Linked DNA regions of Homo sapiens: regions 2 and 3 are each linked to region 1. Evidence: chromatin contacts called from ENCODE Hi-C data. All regions are on one chromosome and are shown on one strand. The core of a region is the stretch at or near the end of the contact, and the rest is flanking DNA. Distances in the headings are between cores, read along the strand shown.

Region 1 (3,500 bases), core at 968-3,467:
TGGCCGGGTATGTCCACTCCACGTGTATAAAACCCAAGAGTAGTTTACTTTTTTGTCACAATCTAAATCCTCTAAAATGAGAACACCCTCTAAGTCTTCCCAAACAAGAAATGGATATGGACAGAGATAGAGCTACAAGTAGGACAGAGAGATTAAGTACATGGATTTTTGAATTCACACCACCAAGTTCAATTCCAGCTTCATTGGACACTAGCTTCATGATCTTAGGGCAATCACTTACCTCTCATGGCCTCGATTTTCTCAGCTGGAAAATGGGAATAACAATTCCAATCTCGTAGAAATGAGGAAATTATTTTCTAAACACATTTTTTTAAATTGTGGGGGTTTCCCCTAATTCTTAGACTGCGAGGCTGAAAGACGGTCTTAGAGCCTGGTGAACAGGGATCAACCCCTCTATGCCCGGCACTTGGCACTCCTCATCTGAGGTCCTCACTTTTTTGTTTTGTTTTGTTTTTTTGAGACAGAGCCTCACTCTGTCACCCAGGTTAGAGTGCAGTGCCACAACCTTGGCTCACTGCAACCTCCGCCTTCTGAGTTCAAGTAATTCTTGTACCTCAGCCTCCCGAGTAGCTGGGACAACAGGCACGTGCCACCATACCCAGCTAGTTTTTCTATTTTTAATAGAGACAGGGTTTCACAACGTTGGCCAGGCCTTAAGTGATCCACCCACCTTGGCCTCCCAAAGTGCTGAGATTACAGGCATGAGCCACCGCTCCTGGCTGAGCATTGTTCTTTATGGCCAAATATGAACTCCTTGAAGGAAGGGATTATAATTATACAGACACTCCCCAAATTACATCACAGTCCCATTCAAGAAGGCCTTGCAAAGCATGGATTTGATGTACGTTGAAAATACAGACTTCACAAAGACCTTTAAATTACCCATAGCTCTTTGGAGAAATTAGAAGACTAACAGCTCCTATTTGCATTTTTTCAGGACATTGGCCTCAAGGTCAAGTATATCTTTCACAGCCTTCAATACTGGAGTTGCTTTTAACTCTCGAAAATATATATTCTTAGGGGCATGTTTTCTCTACAGTCAATCTCTTTTCATTCATATAAGACTTTCTGAAGACTTTCTGTGCTGTGTCATCTCCTGTATTTCTTTTTAATATTCCCACTTTTTTTCTTGCTTTTTGTGTCTATTCCAGCAGTCTCAACATGCATTTTTTTATCATGTAAATTCCGACATGACCCACTAGTAGCCTCATACTGCAAGAGTTCACAGTACTTTCTCTTTCCTTTTTCTGACTTCAAGACTTTGCTTAGACGGTCATTAGGCTAAGTGACAAGCATTTTAAACTATGACTCATCATCTTCCTTGTAAGTCAGTCCTCTATTTCTATGAGTAACTTTTTCTCCTGAACCCTGCTTTGTGAACCCTGTAAGTTCCAAAGATGCAAAACATTTTTCATGCTTTTTTATTTTTTTTTCTTTTTTAGGTGGAGTTTCGCTCTTGTCGCACAGGCTGGCGTGCAATGGTGCGATCTCAGCTCACTGCAACCTCTGCCTCCCAGGTTCAAGTGATTCTCCTGCCTCAGTCTCCCGAGTAGCTGGGATTACAGGCGCCTGCCACCATGCCCAGCTAATTTTTGTATTTTTAGTAGAGACGGGGTTTCACCATGTTGGCCAGGCTGGTCTCGAACTCCTGACCTCAGATGATCCGTCAGCCTTAGCCTCCCAAAGTATTGGGATTACAGGCATGAGGCACCATCCCCAGCCCATCTTTCATGCTTTTTATCCATAAATTACCATAATTTAAAAAATATTTCCCAAATGAAGTTCATGAAATTTAGACTGTGGATGCCTTTGGTTTTTTAACATTTTTATTTTCTATTATAAATTCCTCTTCTTAAATTAGAAACTGATCCTCTCTTCTTGCTCTTACTTTGCCAATTTTTAGTCCTGAATAAAATAAAGCAAAGGGGAGAATAAAACTAATAAACTAAAATAACACAAGATAATGCAATGAGAATACACATGGTACCAGAAACCACATGGGATTGAACAGAAGGGCCTTCCCTCTCATGTGAGTGCCTTCTGCCTTTCCCTCTCTATTCCCAATATTCGTCTCTGCCTGAGATAGTTTACATTTCCATATATCACACTAATATTTTCACATCTCTAAAACTATATTCTCTCCCTTATAGAACAACTTACAAAAGGTTGATGTTATGCAAATCAAGAGTTGCACAATCTAAGAGTCTCTGACTTCTGCTTTACACAATTTTTTTTTTTTAGTTTAGGAGCAAAGTTTTAATAGGCAAGAGAGAGAGAAAGAGAAAGGAAAACAGCTCTCTCTCTAGTGACAGAGAGGGGACTTCTGAGAGGAAAGGCCCGCTTTGCACATTTTATTTATTTAGTTGGTGTTAGTTGATTGATTTCTCTGTAACAACAGAGCTCAGGGACCTTAATACCTGACCGCACAAACCAAATAGAAAGCGTTGACAAATGTCTAAGAGACCCAATCATCTACTATATTAGTTGACTATTGCTGTATAACAATTACCCCCAAAATTAGTTTTTTGAAACAGAAAACACAAATTATGTCACAGTCTCTGTGGGGCAAGAATTCAGGTGCAACTTAGCAGGGTGCCCTTGGTTCAACGTCTCTCACAAATCAAAGTGTTGGCTGGGCATGCCGTCCTATCTGAAGGCTTTTCTGATGGGTATCTGTCTCCAAGCTCACTCAACTGGTTGCTAGCAGGATCTAATTCCTTGTGCCACATGATGTATGTAGTATGTGCATGTCTCCATAGCACATACGGAAAGGTGTAGGCTCTTTGAAAAGACCAGTAAGATAAACAACGCTCTGGCCAGTCCAAAGATAAAAGAGAGAGAGAGACAGAAAAGGATAGCATTAATGATGAGAAAGTATATATAGCAACAGATATGATTACTTTAAAAATTATCAGGGAACTATATGTTATTCTATTTTACTAAATCGAAAATCTCAGTCAATGGATTATTTTCTAGAAAAATATAAATTACAAGACTTACTCAAGAAGAAATAGAAAACTCAAATAAACCAAAATTATTAAAGAAATGAAAAGCAATTATTAAAATATGATCCACACAAAAACCCTATACTTTTGTCTGCGGAAGTTCTAACCACCTTCAAGAAACAGAAAATCCCTACATCATTTAAATTTTGCAAGCATAAAAAGATGGAAACATACCAATTTCTGTTACAAAATTAGCACAATAGTAACTAATCCCACACTTATGCCTAATAGATACAAAAAAATGCTAAATGAAACCTTAGTATACTAAATTCAGATGTATAACACAAAGGTTATGCATCATAACCAAGTAGGGTTTATTCCAGGAATGCAATGGCGCTCCAACTTGGAAAATGGATTGATATATGTTACAACATCAATTGGACAAAATAAACAATTCATATAACCATCCTGATAGAAAGTAAAGCATGGGATAAAATTCACTATCAGTTTCTAATTTTTAAAAAAACTATTAAT
Region 2 (3,738 bases), core at 760-3,259, 1.0 Mb before region 1:
TAATGCGATATATGAATAGTAGAGGGGATTTTTAGCTCAATGATCACGTAGTTGCTGACTCTACCAACAAATAAACGGGAACACATAGAGTCACATAAAGACAAGTTTGATGTGGGTTTTGTTCTTAGTCAGTTAAAAAAGCGGTTAGGTCATTTGAAACGCTTCTTTTCAGGCCTCATCTGTGGATGTGAATACTGAATGAGTAACAGAGAGAATTCTATCTGGAAAATTGCCCTTTCCATAATTTATAAGAAATCTAATCATTTAATATCAGGATTAATCATGGAGGTCTCTGAGGCAGAGAGGGAATCATACTTGGTAAGAGTTTCTAACTAGGGTAGTGAAGACCTGGCTATTTCCTTATTCTCCCACATTCAGAGATTTCTGCTTTAATTTTGGAAGAAAAGTGGGTGGTTATAGTAAGAAAAATAACTTGATAACTTAAAATTTGCTACCTCAAGGACCCTGGTAGGGAGAGTTCACACCTCTTAGGCACTCAGCGCAAACATGTTGGTTTAAGAATAAGTGCATAGATAATGTGGGTTTTAATCCAAGCATGCCACCACTTTGGAGGGAAAGTTCTCTGTCTATACATTTGGGAAGAGAGCTGCTCTGGGAACCCAGCCATGGAATACCTGGAAACTTCTTTTGCCAACCAACACTTATCAAGTTTTGAAAATCACAAGCTCCTAGCATTTAAAATAAGTTCTGAAAAGGTGTTCTCATAGATAATCTCTGGAGAGTATGCCTGGTAGTAAAAAAGAGCATTGAATTTGGAGTTGATGTGCTTGAGTTTAAATCCCGCTGCAGGACTTGAGACTAACTGCTCAAACTTCTAAGGCTCACTTTACCGACACCTGAAATGACCACTATTATCATCCTCACTGGGCTGTTGTGAAGACTGCCTAAGACAACACATGCAGAGCGCCTAGCAGAGGGGCTGCCAACTCACACTCACAGAATGTTAAGTTTCCTCGTTTCTTTTCTCCCGTTTCTATGGATGATCTATTTACAGGGGTCGGGGGGAGAGAGACAAAATATAATATGTGAGACTCGAGGAATTTACAACAGTTGGTAAGGCAGAGTCATATCTATAAAAGATGCACAGCTATGCGGAGCTGGTTAAGATAAATATCTAGAAATGGTATGATTCATAGGGCTGTAAGAATAGAGAAAAAAATGGCTAGCATGAGTGGGGTAGCAAGGGAAGGCTTCCTGGAAGAAGAATGATTTGAGTCAGTGCTTTGAGAATGGGTGGGTATTAGGTGTACAGAGATAAGCAGATAGGGCTGGACAAGACAAAGAGATACAAAAGTTCCGAAGGAGAACATACAGGGTGAATTCTGGTAATATGCCCAGCCTTGTCTTGCTGGAAGACTTGTTGCAGATTGGAAGAGCTCAACATAAGGCTTTCGGTAAATGGTAATAGGCTTCAAATGCTGAGCTAAGGAATTGGTCTTTATCTTGTAGAAAATGGAAAGGCAGGGAAGGTTTTTGAGCAGGAAATAAGCATAGCTCAATAATATCATCCAGAGAGCTTGCAAGTATACAAACATTCGCTCTTGTGTTATGAGCCATGCCGCTGTGAAAAAAAAAAATCCCTTTCATTATACTAATACTTAGTAAATCACTGAAGACCTACTTCAGAACTCCAAGGAAAACATTTTATGAATCAAAAGCTAAGGACAATATGTTAGCAATTAAATGAGATAACATAACAGCCGAGGCAGAACCACAGTTTTCCCCACCACAACTTCAAGCTGCTGCAGAAAGAAATGCTTATATCACCTTCCAAGTTATCAAGCCATTTTGTTTTGATTTTTGGAAGGCAGGGAGAAAGGAAATGAGAAGCGTACGGAGGTCGAGAGGATTCAGAGCTGTCTACTCTTTAATCAGAAGGAATTACTGAGGAGAGTTAGAAAGGCGATGTGCTCAATACAAAACCGGGACTGGGATGAGTATCAAGTTACTGCAACTCGCTTCCGCCCAGAACAACAAACGAAGGTGTGTAGTTGGGAATGAGACTCTCACCAGTGCTCTCTGCTGAAGTTTCCGGTGCATACCTCCCACGGCTACTTTATTTACTGCAGCTGGCCAAAGTTTTATAGCCTGTTTCATGTATTAAAATTCAAATGTGGAAAACATTACCAGTATCCTCCTTGAATTTTTTTGTTGTTGTGGGGAAGGGGGATGAGGTTTTTTTTTTTTTTTTTTTGCCTTCCCCTTAAACTTCCTTTTTATTGTGGAATGTATCAAATGGTCAAAGGCTAACTTCAGACTGATTAAATTCAAAAACTATTTCCTTTGTTCTTATGTTTTTGTTTTAAAATTCATACCAGTTTGCACGGGAAAGATAGGCCAAACCAATCCTTTTCACACACATTAGTGTTTCAGGCTGAGGAGCTCAGATTCTGGGGACACGTTGAATGGTTTTCAGGAAGAAAGGAGAGAGACTGCAAAACCCCATTTGGTTCAAAGGGCAGCAGGGTGATGACATGCCATATCTTTGGAGTTACGCTATGATCTGCTTGGCTCTGTGGCTGTCCTTGATTGAATATTAAATGTCTTCAGAGGAGAAAACAGGAACTTATCCTTATCAGCAAAACTGGCGGCTTTATTGCTTTTGTGTGTGTGTGTGTGTGTGTGTATATCAAGATCAAATTAAAGGGGTTTCTATGTAATATTGGCTAATTATTTCCTTTTTTCTACCGTTCTATTCAGTCGTCTCACTTTCGGTTCTACTGAGGTCAGTCCAACTTCCCATCTCCAAAAATAATTCTAGTCTTTTCCTCCCATCCCACCTCTGAATCTGACTCAAAAAGGAGTCAATTCAAAGGTCAAATAGTCCCCAAAAGTATTTATGTATAGTTTAATATTTAAAAGAACCACTTAACCTACATATGGTATTTAAGAAAAACTTTACATATTTATGGAAAAAATAGTCTCTGAAGCAATGCCCTGGGTGCATGTTACATCCGTTTAACATATGCAAAATGAACACAGCTACAGAAATTAAACTATTTTTCTGTTGATTGAGAGCAGATATACAGAAATGGTTATAAGTCACAGATCTGGCTTTTAATAAAGCCAGATTTCTTAATTAAAAGCAGTATGTTTAAACATTGTAGTTAGAAAAAAAAGAGCTGTACAAACGAAAATCTCATATTATATGCATCCCAAGTGTATTTAACACATTACCTGAGGCCAAGCTAAATTAAAATCTAGACTTTTCTTTTGTAAACTCTAAGCAACTGCCATGAACATATAAACAATTTTTATTCAATGATGAATTTTTAGGGCAGAGGTCAAGGGAAAGAAAAAAAGATTTCTCTTTGGCATTCAAAAATATCTTTCCACATTTTAGATGTGAGTTCGTTGCTTCTATTTATAAACCAGTATTTTTGGTTTCAAATTGGTTGCAGATTTCAATACTACACCGTTCAGAATGGTACTCTTAATCTTAGACTTTTATTAAGAGAAACTGAAAGATGGACAGGAGAATACTACTGAGCAAGAACTTAAAAGAACCTCATAATAATTTGTATGTATTTTGCATTTCCTTTTGGGACCATGCTTAAACGAGAAATGCTACAGTGATAATGGAAAATATACCTTCATCCAAGCAACTTTTAGCGAGCCTGTAAGGGGCAAAATAGGACACTAAGGTGCTTAGAGACGAGGTAGAGCTTGTGAGGATCAGAACTACAGAGAATCACTGGTCAAGTTACATTCTCCACC
Region 3 (3,694 bases), core at 227-2,726, 1.0 Mb before region 1:
ATTTGTAATCTGTGTATTCTAGAACCTTGCCACTCAAACTTTGGTCCATGCGGCCTCATCATCTGTGAGCCCATTAGAAATGGACAATCCCAGACCTACAGAAGTGGAATCTGCATTTTAACAAGATGCTCAGGTTGTGCTTATGTGCAGTTTGAGAAGCACAGGTTTAGGACAAAGAGGGCAAAATCCAAAGCCTCCTGATAAGAAAGGTCCTGGCCAGTTGTGGTGGTTCACACCTGTAATCCCAGCACTTCGGGAGGCTGAGGCGGGTGCATCACTTGAGGTCAGGAATTCAAGACCAGCCTGGCTAATGTGGTGAAACCCTGTCTCTACTAAAAATACGAAAAATAGCCAGGCATGGTGATGCATGTCTGTAATCCTAGCTACCCCCTGGGAGGCTGAGGCAGGAGAATCGCTTGAACCTGGGAGGTGGAGGTTGCAGTGAGCTGAGATCGCACCACTGTACTCCAGCCTGGGCGACAGAGTGAGGCTCTGTCAAAAAAAAAAAAAAAAAAAGTCCATAAAATGATTATTATTCATAAAAAATGGGCAGACATACCCATACATATAATTGACACTCAGATCTGTACAATGTTGAACAGCTGAAAAAATGCCCACATGTATTCCTGTGGCAATGTTATCATTTTTATATTAAATGTGAAGGGACTGAGAAGATGTTATCTAAGCGACTCCTAGTCAGCTGGCCAGCAATAGCCCAACTTCCTGGGGTCATGAAAAGCCGCTCGTAATCACCGGTATGAGGCAATCATTAGAGGGCTAGATGACTCAAGAGCGAAAATCATGCAACCAAGCTCCATTTTTTAAATGCACCTATATTTCCTTCCATCTTAAACAACAAAAACAATTTCCTTCCTTCCTATTCATTTGGAAATATCATTTTCAGGCCACAACTAACCACATTAGAGGACCTGAATGAGAAAAATGTGGAAATAGCTAAAATAAAATTTCCTCTCATCAGTCTGTGGCCTCATTCCCTGCTGATATAGGACCAGGATTTCAGAGGATGTTTGAGGAAAACAGTCCCTGGAGAAACACAATTAGCGGGCGAAGTTCTAAATACTTTGCCATTTCCTTACCATTTTTGTGCCCAATTTGATTCCTGGGTTTCTGCCAGTGCTTCTTGAGGGATGAACACCAAGAGGCTGGGTATCAACACTGGTCCTATTGTGAAAGTGAGGTCAGAAGTGCCCTGGTGAGGCCAACCTACCTCTGTAAGGGTCCTGGGGTGGGTTCAGGTCAGGGGAAGTCGCAGACTGGACAGGAAGCTGTGGAACCGGAACCTGGTTTGGCAGAAGAGAATGGCTGCCTCTCAGGGCCACGCCATCTTCACGATGGGTCCCCACCTGAAAGGGCGAGAGGAACCAGAGAGGTGAGCAGGAACCGGAGGTGCGACAGCTATTTCCAGAGGCCAAGAGGACCTGATGAAGGCTGGCTTTTCAAAAACCATACTCCCAAACGCGTTTCACTAGAGGGCGCTGAAGGACCGCACATGCACCTATAGTTCCCGGCGAAAACACTTAACACTCAGTAAGATGCCGTGCTGTACATTCAGTGACAAATATGGCAGAGTAGCTCAGGCAGGTAAAACGTCAAATTGCCTCCCAGGGTGCTGCAGTGGAGCGCACTGATTCGTACCCATCTGTCTTCTATCATGTCCGCCAACAGATCTGACAATTATCTTAATGCCCATATGCTTAATTGTGAGCTTCTCAATTCCCCCATTGCTATCGGAAATCCTACAGGAATTTCAATTTGGCATTCGACTTTCATTTCAGGGGATAAGATTCTCAGGCCTGCCATTTTTTTTTTTCCATAATGCCAGCTAAGCCTCTGACAGCGGAAGCTACAGCAGTATGGGACACAGCCTCTGCTTGGTACAAATATAATAAAATGTCACCTGGCTTTCCAAAACTGGCAGCCCATTCCAAATTAATGTTTACTGTATTTCATCAGCTGCTGAGTTCCAAATCCAAAGGGGGATGGTTTCTGCCAATGCCACCACACCGGAAAATGTACCAATAAAGGTTTTATTAAACACACCAGTAATGCCATCATTGCCATGCAAGGAAGGATGTTTGGACATTTTTCCATTTTTTTCCTCACTATTCTGACCCTAGAAAGACACCATATTGTAAATACTCTTTATGCTTCCAAGAATAAAATTATAGAGTACAGCATGATTACTTCATTAAAAAAATACTGCTGAGCTTTTTATTAACTACTACTATCGACTCTGGGGTCCAGAGACATTGAACTTGTGGCACTGAGACAGCAACTGCCTACTTCATAGCACATGCCTTCAAGCGAAAACATGAAGCATTTGTCAACTAAGAGGACAATCAGTAGTTCACATTTTCTTTTCTATTTCCAAGTATTTTCTTAGCCTATGGTTAAGTGAGCATTTACACAGGACGGTGGGTCTAAAACACAAAAAATTAACCATACATTTATACTGCTATGAATCAGGTTTATTTTTTTTTCCAGTCAAAAATATGAAACCAGAAAGGAGAATCATCACTCTTGTGTTACCAATATATTTTAAAAGGGTATTTCCAAAGAATGCATCAACAATAAGTATCTGAACCAACAACAAATTCACAGGACCTAATAAGCACATGCTATTTAAAGGCAGCCATGTATTAAGTATCACCTATAATATTTTGCTTTTTACTGAAAATATATTTAAGTAATTGATCCTGAAGTATGCCATTTTTATATTCATGTGTGCATGTGTGTGTGTGTGTGTGTGTGTGTATGCACTCCAACTTTTTTTTAAATTTTGGGTGGAGATGATCACATAAATCATATTAATTGTTTGGATTCAAAATACAGCAAGAATAAGACAACACTTGAGGCTTATGAGCCTCAGGAAGTATAAATGAATGTTTCAGCAGAGAGATGTAGGAAGTCCAGCACTGCTCCCCGGTGCCTGTGTCGCAACACAGAACTTTCTGAATGGTGGTTATTTGGCCTCTGTGGGGTGCTTCAAATGTACTGAGACTGATATCTCCCAAAGAAGCCCATTCCATTTTTACCACAAATTGGCCTCTTTGTAGATTTCACTCACTGATTCTAGTTTCAGCTTCTAGAGCTCTGTGGCGTTAAGTACAAACCTTTTTTTTTTTTTAAACATATTCAACCCTGTTGCCTGCCACACCACTCCTTTCCTCTGTGACTGAAGTCTGCTCTCTTATAGGCAGACCACGCCCACCTGCTCCAGCAACCATTTGTAACTCACTCTCTTATATATTTTAATTTTTATTCAGAAGCATGATAGCTATTTTCCATTGAGGTTTTGATTTGCTATTTTTATATTCATGCATTAGAAAACGGATTCAATCAATGATTATCCTTTCAATCTAAGATGTCAACTTGTAAGCATGAATTTTTACAGGCCTTGATCAAATGGTGGCTCTTTATGTCTGTCAATCAATATAAACCTAAATAATTCTTCGTGCTGATTCATATTTATTTGTATTCCCAATGGATCTAATTTCTTGAATTTCTACAAAGGATGACTCTAAGTCAAAATCACTGAAGGTAACCACAGATTTGAGCATAGAGGAGAAGTGTACTCCTATTTCAGAATCATTAACACTCTCAAGATTTCTTTGCAAGCATCTGTGACATAACTTAAGAGTAATGTTTTGCTTTTTACTTAAAATATATTCAG

Evidence for each region. A loop is a pair of places that touch in the nucleus more often than their neighbours do. Pooled maps may share reads with other maps.
Region 2: a loop to region 1 is called in a map with no recorded cell type, with 4 times the contacts of the local background. The contact joins two enhancer-like sites. A Hi-C loop is called at or near these places in 2 of 37 single-sample maps with no recorded cell type and 3 of 50 pooled maps.
Region 3: a loop to region 1 is called in a pooled map, with 2.9 times the contacts of the local background. The contact joins two enhancer-like sites. A Hi-C loop is called at or near these places in 3 of 37 single-sample maps with no recorded cell type and 4 of 50 pooled maps.

The regions. Positions count from the first base shown.
Region 1 is chr18:56,256,119-56,259,618 of GRCh38, forward strand. No RefSeq gene overlaps it. Among named protein-coding and RNA genes, the nearest start is that of LINC03069, 67 kb to the left of the region's middle. Within about 2 kb of position 2,218, at least 2 of the 41 ENCODE cell types and tissues checked have a DNase peak (open chromatin) inside an H3K27ac peak, as active enhancers do.
Region 2 is chr18:55,249,735-55,253,472 of GRCh38, forward strand. The region is part of intron 15 of TCF4 (transcription factor 4); the gene reads right to left. Among named protein-coding and RNA genes, the nearest start is that of LINC01929, 130 kb to the left of the region's middle. Within about 2 kb of position 2,010, at least 6 of the 41 ENCODE cell types and tissues checked have a DNase peak (open chromatin) inside an H3K27ac peak, as active enhancers do.
Region 3 is chr18:55,233,320-55,237,013 of GRCh38, forward strand. TCF4 (transcription factor 4) reads right to left here. Exons shown (of 20, transcript NM_001083962.2): 16 at 1,229-1,364. Among named protein-coding and RNA genes, the nearest start is that of LINC01929, 110 kb to the left of the region's middle. RefSeq lists an enhancer at 1,339-1,633. Within about 2 kb of position 1,477, at least 14 of the 41 ENCODE cell types and tissues checked have a DNase peak (open chromatin) inside an H3K27ac peak, as active enhancers do.